2 separate regions of the Homo sapiens genome follow, and region 1 is linked to region 2. A link is a contact called in ENCODE Hi-C or POLR2A ChIA-PET data. All regions are on one chromosome and are shown on one strand. The core of a region is the stretch at or near the end of the contact, and the rest is flanking DNA. Distances in the headings are between cores, read along the strand shown. Region 1 has its middle 16 kb from the start of PIM3. Region 2 has its middle 59 kb from the start of BRD1.

Region 1 (4,150 bases), core at 1,375-3,874, 180 kb after region 2:
GATTGAGTGAGTGAATGACTGAGTGAATGAGTGAGTGAGTGAATGAGTGAGTGAATGAGTGATTGAGTGAACAAGTGATTGAATGAGTGATTGAGTGAACGAGTGAGTGAGTGAATGAGTAATTGAGTGAACGAGTGAGTGAATGAGTGAACAAGTGAGTGAAAGAATGAGTGAGTGAATGAGTGATTGAGTGAATGAGTGAATGAGTGAGTGAATGAGTGATTGAGTGAACGAGTGAGTGAATGAGTGAGTGAATGAATAAATGAATGAGTGAGTGAGAGAATGAGTGATTGAGTGAATGAGTGAGTGATTGAGTGAACAGATGAGTGAATGAGTGAGTGAGGGAGGGAGTGAGGGAGGGAGGGGGTGAGTGAGTGGGGGAGAGAGTGAACTGGCCTCCCAGTCCCCCAGCTGCTCTCTGCTGACCCAAGATCTGGAGGTGCCCAGCTCCCGTCCTGCCCTCCCAGGTCAGTGGTGGCTGCATGTGGGAGGGAGGAGGGGTCCGAATGTTGTACTGTGACTTCTGAAGCCACAGGCAGCGCCGGAGTGTCTGGGGAGGACACAAAGCCAGGCTGTTCCCTGCGCAGGGGCTGGGCCTGCCTGGAGGTGAGCCGGGGCCAGGTAGGCTGGGGCCCGGGGGAAGGAGGGCTGGCCTTGCAGACAGGACACGCTGTGGTGGGCGCCGGAGCCTCCAGACCCGGGGTCGGCCTCGCCCATGCCCAGCGGCTGGTGTGGACCCCCAGCTGTCTCAGGTGGGGTGGGGTGGCCCCTGGGTGGCGGCGTTTCTGCAGCCCACCGAGCCACAGGCCGAGAGGGTCCCAGGGAGACTGGAATGCCAGCTCCTCATGGAATGGCCTTGGTGGCTCTGAGCGCTTTGCCTGAAAATCACTCTTTCCTAAAAATCACTCTAAGGAACTTGCTCCCCAAGCCTCCAAACCCAGAGCAGAGCCCCCGAAGCTGCTTGACAGGCGGGTGAGTGGGTGGGGCCGTGTGGTAAAGATCGTCTCATCTGAACAGCCCCCGCAGGAGGCCCTGGGTAGGCCTGGCCCCTGGTCGCTGAGGAGTGCCCAGCCCTCCAGGCCCCTGCAGGTCCCCCCAGCGCCCCACACCAGCCCTCCAGGGTGGGCCTGGCTATTGTCTCATTTCCAGCCAGGCCAGCTCTGGGTGCCATGCAGCCCATCGTGAGCTGAGAGCGGAACTCGGGGCCCTCGAGGCCCCCCCCACCCCGCCGCCCAGGCCTTTAGGGAAGAACCCACCCACCAGGCATGTCAGGAAGGTCGGGTTTTCTCCACGGATAAGGATCCCCACCTTCGGGGTCATCGGAGGTCACGCTACCCAGAAGGAAGAAGGTGAACGCAGGCCGTAGGGCTTCCTGGAGGAGGGGACCCCGGGGAGCAGCACCCAGCCAGCCAGACGCACGGGGGTGGCATGTGTGCATAGGCGTGTGAGTGCTGGCATGCATTTAGCGCCAGGGAGGGAGGCCCAGACTCACAGTCTTGCCAAGCTAGACACCTTTAGCCCTGGGCCCCCAAGAGGGGCAGCAACCCGGCGGGCAGGCTCCTGGCAGTCTGAGGAACAAGGCCCGGCTGGTAGGGATGGACATTTCCACTTCAAGACCCGCCAGAATCCCCCACCTGCGGGTCACCCAGGCCATGGCTGGCCACAAGCCGCCCTGCCGGAACTGCATGTTCTCAGTGTGGGCCCGAAAGGGATGGGGAGGCTCCTGCTCATCCTCAGCTGCACTCCCGCCCCCACTGCCCCTCTGGGAAGCCCCTGGCGTCTAACGTCCCATCAGCCAAAGACTTGCCAAGCACAGGCCCAGGCCTGGTCACCCCCAGCAGGGTCACCTCACTCTGGCCATGGAGGAGGTTGTGACACAGGATGGCCAGGCCTCAGCCCCACAGAGCTGCCTCCCTGAACCCTGTCCTGGCCTGGGAAGACTGGCTCTCACACTGCTGGGCCTGGGGACCAAGCCTGTGGGCAGAAGCGGCCCTCCAACGCTCAGGACAGGCCTGGGGTTGTCCAGGCCTCCCGGGTCCTGCCTCCTCCTGGACCTGGCCTTGGTCTGAGCACCTGTTCTCTCCATGCGGGTACCTGGGCCTCTGAAATCCCCGCTGGTGGAGGAGGTGTTGGGTGGCCCAGGATCACCAGCACACCAGGTGGCAGCCTCCACCCCAGACCTCAGGCTGCAGTGCCAGGCACCCAGAGCGCCAGGAGCCCACCGCAGTCACAGTGACAGCCGGGCCGTGCATCTTGGGGTGCGCTTGCGCCAGCCCAGAGCTCCTGACCGCATGATGTCCTGGGGGGTTGGGACCCGGAAAAAAGTCTCACTGCTCACCAGCCCCCCAGGAAACTCCGCCCCTTTACAGTGTCGCTGCTCACCAGTACCCCCAGGAAACTCTACGCCCCTTTACAGTGTCACTGCTCACCAGGTCCCCCAGGAAACTCTACGCCCCTTTACAGTGTCACTGCTCACCAGGTCCCCCAGGAAACTCTACGCCCCTTTACAGTGTCAACTGCTCACCAGGTCCCCCAGGAAACTCTACGCCCCTTTACAGTGTCACTGCTCACCAGGTCCCCCAGGAAACTCTACGCCCCTTTACAGTGTCACTGCTCACCAGGTCCCCCAGGAAACTCTACGACCCTTTACAGTGTCACTGATCACCAGGTCCCCCAGGAAACTCCGCCCCTTTACAGTGTCACTGCTCACCAGCCCCCCAGGAAACTCCGCCCCTTTACAGTGTCACTGCTCACCAGCCCCCCAGGAAACTCCGCCCCTTTACAGTGTCACTGCTCACCAGCCCCCCAGGAAACTCTGCCCCTTTACAGTGTCACTGCTCACCAGTCCCCCCAGGAAACTCTGCCCCTTTACAGTGTCACTGCTCACCAGGTCCCCCAGGAAACTCCGCCCCTTTACAGTGTCGCTGCTCACCAGCCCCCCCCAGGAAACTCCGCCCCTTTACAGTATTGCTGCTCACCAGCCCCCCAGGAAACTCCGCCCCTTTACAGTGTCGCTGCTCACCAGCCCCCCCAGGAAACTCCGCCCCTTTACAGTGTTGCTGCTCACCAGTCCCCCCCAGGAAACTCCGCCCCTTTACAGTGTCGCTGCTCACCAGCCCCCCAGGAAACTCCGCCCCTTTACAGTGTCACTGCTCACCAGCCCCCCAGGAAACTCCGCCCCTTTTGGGGCCAGAGATGCTGTGAGAAGTGGCCTTTTATTATATAAAACTGTTTTATGCAGAATTTAAGATGTACATGTGACCCCTGAGATTAAACCACAGCCCCAAACAGCTCCCTGATTTTAGCCTTGTAGGAGACCCTGGGGCAGAGGGAAACTGCTAAACCAGACTTGGATTCCAGACCCACCTGGAAGTCATAAATGTGTGTTGTTTTAAGCCACTATAATTTGGAGTCGTTTGTGACACAGCAGAGCAACAGATTACCATCATGGTGTTGAAGGTAGAGCCAGCTGGGCTTGCTGGCTGACTCCAGGGCATTGGAGGACGCCAGAGCATTGACCTGAGCCCCTGGCAGGTGTGGCTGGCAGCATTGGGACAAGGACAACGAAGGCTGCAAGTCAAGAACTCTGCGCTGGGGCCAGGCGGCGGCTCACACCTGCAATCCCAGCACTGTGGGAGGCTGAGCCTGATGGATCACCTGAGGTCAGGTTTGAGTTCAGCCTGCCCAACATGGTGAAACCCCGTCTCTACTAAAAATACAAAAATTAGCCAGGCATTGTGGTGCATTCCTGTAATCCCAGCTACTCAGGAGGCTGAGGCAGGAGAATCACTTGAACCCGGGAGGTGGAGGTTGCAGTGAGCTGAGATCACACCACTGCACTCCAGCCTGGGCAAAAGAGTGAGACTCCATCACAAAAAAAAAAAGACTTTGGATAAATATGTGTTGTCCAACAACTTTGGATAACAGAAAACACCACAACAAGTTGAGAAATGGATTACAGAAAAAAGAACGAGCTTCGTACGTTAGCACCTATAATATCATTTCATCCTGCATTTTGAACAATGAACCCTGAATTCTCATGTGCGCTGGGCTCTGCAAATCATGTGGCTGCTCCCCATAGTCAGGAAGGAGAGTGGGACTCAGGGGAGGAGGCAGGATGAGCTGAGACCCAGGCTGCCTGTCCCTACCA
Region 2 (4,591 bases), core at 571-3,070:
CCACACCCAGCTAATTTTTGTATTTTTAATATAGATGGAGTTTCATTATGTTGGCCAGGCTGGTCTTGAACTCCTGACCTCGTGATCCACCCACCTCGGCCTCCCAAACTGCTGGGATTACAGGCATGAGCCACCGTGCCCGGCCCTGACTGTGTCTTTTCCAATAGCCTGTCTTTGAGCTCATTGATTCCTTCCTCTGCTTGACCCATTCTGCTGTTAAGAGCCTCTATCAATTTTCCAGTTCAGCAGATGTTTTTCTCACTTCCAATATTTCTGTTTGATTTTTTAATTTCAATATCTTTGTTAAAATTCTCTGATAAGTTTCTGAATTGATTTTCTGGGTTATCTTGGAGATCGCTGAGTTTCCCTACAACTGCTATTTTGGATTCTTGATCAGAGGCTCACATGTGGCCATCTCATTAGTCACTGGTTCCTTGCTTTGTCCCTTTGAGTGGTTCACAGTTCCCCGTTTGCTTGTTTCTTGTGAATGCACATCTGCGTCTTTGCATTGAAGGATTAGTTATTTATTCCAGTCTTCTCTGTCTGGCTTGTTTTGGTTTTTACTGGGTATGTTTGCTTAGAGACTCTTTGCCATGTACCTGTTGAATTTTTTTTCTGCTAGGTTGCTGCCTCCTTCTTCGGCACTAGAGGGCAACATAAGTCCAGGTTTTCCTCAGCTCCAATAAAGGATCAGAGTGGGGCTTCCCGTCCCAAATGGGGAAGGTCCCACAGGGGATAGCCCGGCAGTGTGGGAAGACTGGCTGGCGGTCCATGCCCAGGGAACCTATGGACTGTGCCTCCTACCATGTAGCTGAACAGCCTGACTTGGTGCCTCCTTTGGCTGCATTACAGGGCAGTTTTTAGAGCTGGAGATGCTAGTCCCACCTCTTCCCTTTGTCTCTGGCTGGCCTCAGGGATATTTCTCCTTTAAGCATTCTGAATGCTTCCCTTGGGTTGAAGCAGAACAAGTCTCCTGCCAGGGAGCCCAAGATACTGGGAAGCTGGTAGTCCACCTTGATCTCATTTTTCCAGTGCAGAAGCCATGAGTCAGGGGAGATTTGCCCACACTTGGTGCAGGTAGACTGGGGGAAGGGACATCATAGATATAGAATTCCAGTTCTCTTACTGCTTGCTCAGAGTTTATTCACTTCTCTGTGGCCCTGGGGACTGTCTCATCCTCGTATTTGAGTTCTGGGATGTTGCTGGAGATAATCTTGGTGCTGAATATTTGTTTTGGATTTTCTGTGGCAAAGAGTGAAGCCAGCTTGCTTCTATGCTGCCATCTTGGAACTAGCCATCTCCTCAATTCTTTTTTCATTTGCTTTTAATTATAGGTGATAATAACAAGTGAACTCCATAAACCAGCAGGCGCCACGTGTGGGTGCATTTGCCACATATTGATCCTCCAAGGTGGGGGTTGGCTAACCCACCCTGGGCTCTACTCCCCACCCCCCACCTGGCTCGCCCGTGGGGGCGCCATGGGAGGCCGGTTGCTGAGCCCCAGAACCTGGCTGTCCTCACCTGTAGGACAGGATGGGGTGGGGAGTCAGAGGAGGCAGGGAGGAAGTAGAGGGTCTTGGTGCTTCAGACTGGGAGTCCCCACAGCTGAGCTGATGTTAAAACTCTGGGGCGAGAGATCAACAAGAGATGTGCTTCATTTGCAACGGGAGAAACTGTAATGAGATGAGGTAGAGCTGCACTAAGAGTCAGTGAGCAGACATTGTAAGTGAATGCTAATGTCATGAAATATCCACGCAGGAGGGGTCCTAGCTCCGCAGAGCCGTTGCCGGCCTGGTCAAGGGCCAAGCTCACGTGCAGGCCCCCTCCAGGGAGTCCAGGCTTCTTACTGCGTCGCTGAGTCTGGCTGCCCCAGCCCCAGGGCTCCCAGAAGCCCCCACTCACACAGTGGAGTACGCACCCCACCATGCCCCCTGGAGGGGGGACTTTGGCTAGGTCCCGAGAGTGGGGGGGCAGGGGGACCTCTGGGCACTTCACTTTGGACACTCATTATACTGAAATATGCATAGAATTTGGCCGTAATCTTCTGCTTTCCATGAGAACAATGTGATTTTTGTAAACTAGCAGAGGCCTTCTCTCCTACTTGTGGTGTGGGGGTCATTTTTGGGATCCTCCAGCCTTTGCACATTGCTCCCAGCCCCCACTCCCCGGCATCCACAGGCCCTCGAAGCTCACAGAGATGGAACAGCTGTGCTGCCCGGCGCCTGGCCTTCGGCCCAGCCAAGCCTTGCTGCCCTGAAGTGAGCCCAGCAGAGGGAACAGGATGACAGCCTCCAGCTCTGGCCACAGACACCGCCTGACCGGCTGTCATCTCCAGGTGGACAGGAAGACACTCTGACAGCCTCCAGCTCCGGCCACAGACACCGCCTGACCGGCTCTCATCTCCAGGTAGACAGGAAGACACTCTGAGTCCCTCTCAGAGCCATCCCTCAGAAGGGGGAGCACTGGGGGAGGGGGGAGGAGGCCCCTGAGGGCCACCGTGGTACTCCACCGACCTCCCTTCCTCCAGATGCTCACAGGACTCAGTGCCACGGCCCAGCCTGGGGGTGAGCGCTCGGCCATCAGGTGGGGCCCCTCACCCCTCGCTCCTCCCCAGCAACTTCTTCAGTGCAGTGGGCACCCAGAGGACAGGGCCTGTGAGGCCAGGGGTCACTGTCCACAAGACCGCAGGGCTGGACCGAGGCTCTGTGGGGATGGAGATGGTGATGGCGCACAGAGGAGGCTCAGAGGTAGCACTGACCGGGCATGGGGACAGGCCGGGGGGTCAGGGACGAGACCCGAGGGGACCCCCACCCTGAGAGAGCCTCAGGGGAGGGGCGCATCTGTAGGAAGGGGCTGCAGGGCCTCCCACCCCCTGTGCTCGCAGTCCAAGCACAACCTGGGTGCTCAGAGCCTGGGCCCAAAGGATTTGGAGCCCGAGTGGGTCTCTAGGGGATGGAGTGAGCAACACAGATTTGGGCTGGACCTCCTGGGGGTCTGACTGAGGGTCTTCACTCCCTACCTGCTGCCCCTGGTTCCTGCCACCCCCATGTGGCCCAAGGCAGGGCCCACCCACAGCGAAGGGGACCTGGGGCTCAGCTCCTCACTGCATTCTCCCTGCAGCCCCTGTCCTCTCCCCGTGTGACTAAGGGGCTCTCCCCACCTGGCTGAACCCCCAGCTCCCTAAGCCTCACGTTTCTGCCCTCCCTTTCTTGCCCGCACTGCCAGACACATGACTGTTTCCTCCTCCCCTGAAGTCAGGCAGGAATAACCTCCCCAAACCAGAGGGACTCCCCGGCCGGTGACAGAACCGGCCAGGGACAGGAGTGGTCCGGGGGCCAGCCCAGGGCTCGGCGGCAGCTTGGCAGGGGCTTGAGACCCGGAAAAATGGACTCCGACACTATCCAGGAGGACCCCCCAAAAATGTCCACAGCATTACACACTGACGGACACTTTGGAATCATCCCAGCCTCTCCGAGCAGCCCGTCCTCCTGCATACAAGGCCCACCACAGCCTCAGAAATGGGAAAGACAGATCGGCTTTCCCAAACTGCTCACGCCCCAAGCTAGGAAGGAGCAGCTCAACTTTGAGCCAATTTCACAAGCAAACAGTGCTGGTTTTAGGGAAGGACGAGCCGGACTCCATGCAACAACCCTGCACAGCTGGGTGGGCAGCTGCACCCAGGAGGAGTGGGTGCAGGGGACGAGGCCAGCTGGACACACCTGAGCGGGAAGCTAGGATCCCACGCTGGATACGGAGCCCCCTGCCTGAACCCCCTGCCTGAACCCCACCAGCCAGTCATCGTGTAGACTCCAGACCCCCCACCAGCCAGTCAACCCAGGGAGGTGAGCATGACTCAGTGGGCGCCCCCACAGTGGGTGGGCTTCGCTAGGGCACAGCCTGGAACCGAGGGAAATTGGATTGCTCTGCACTCTATTTTGAAGACCTTTTCACATCGGCGTACTAAGTTCCTCCTCATTCTTTTTAACCCAACTGCCACAGGTTTTTCAGCCAAGACAGGGCGGAGTGGTGTCAGTCAGAACAGGAGGCCACACTGTGAACTTGGTTCCCAAACATGAAACCCTGGCGGCTTCCTGCCCTGAGTGCTCTGGGTCTCAGCTGCCGACGCCGAGGCGCTCCTCCGGGGGCTGGGAGGGCCCGGGGTCCTAGCAAGGTAGGGAGGCTGCGGGGAAGTCAGTGGGGTGCGGGTGGTGTGGACACCTCCCCATCCCCAGCCGGCTCCGGTCCCGGTGGCCTTGGGCCAGAACGGATCTGCTCATGAGGTGGGCACCAGCCCCGTGGGCTCAGGGAGATGTCAAAGGCTCTGGTTTTGGGGGAAAAGGTAGGGAACCTCTTGCTCCCTCCTGGTTCTGAAAAGCCAAGACGCACCAACTCCCCGAACCAACACGCCCACCCTCCCCACGCTCAAGCCGAGCGCACCGCCCTGGAGTAAGGAGGACCGCGGCGAGGGCGCGCCCTGGGAGACAGAACCCTGGAGAGCGCACGACCTGGACGGCGGGCGAGGCCAGGATCCGCGTCTGAGCCGCTGGGAACCCATGAGCCCCGTCCATGGAGTTGAGGAAGGGGGTTCGCC

Evidence for each region. Hi-C counts contacts between places; a loop is a spot of excess contacts on that map. ChIA-PET counts read pairs that join two places held with the same protein, here RNA polymerase II (POLR2A). Pooled maps may share reads with other maps.
Region 1: a pooled map shows a loop between it and region 2 (4-fold over the local background). The contact joins two enhancer-like sites. A Hi-C loop is called at or near these places in 5 of 37 single-sample maps with no recorded cell type and 9 of 50 pooled maps. POLR2A ChIA-PET finds 5 or more read pairs at or near these places in 4 of 52 experiments (A549, GM10248, activated naive CD4-positive, alpha-beta T cell and 1 more).

The regions. Positions count from the first base shown.
Region 1 is chr22:49,942,558-49,946,707 of GRCh38, forward strand. No RefSeq gene overlaps it. Among named protein-coding and RNA genes, the nearest start is that of PIM3, 16 kb to the right of the region's middle. RefSeq lists enhancers at 148-874, 875-1,600 and a silencer at 1,549-1,728. Within about 2 kb of position 2,625, at least 12 of the 41 ENCODE cell types and tissues checked have a DNase peak (open chromatin) inside an H3K27ac peak, as active enhancers do.
Region 2 is chr22:49,766,836-49,771,426 of GRCh38, forward strand. No RefSeq gene overlaps it. Among named protein-coding and RNA genes, the nearest start is that of BRD1, 59 kb to the right of the region's middle. RefSeq lists a silencer at 4,546-4,591. Within about 2 kb of position 1,821, at least 5 of the 41 ENCODE cell types and tissues checked have a DNase peak (open chromatin) inside an H3K27ac peak, as active enhancers do.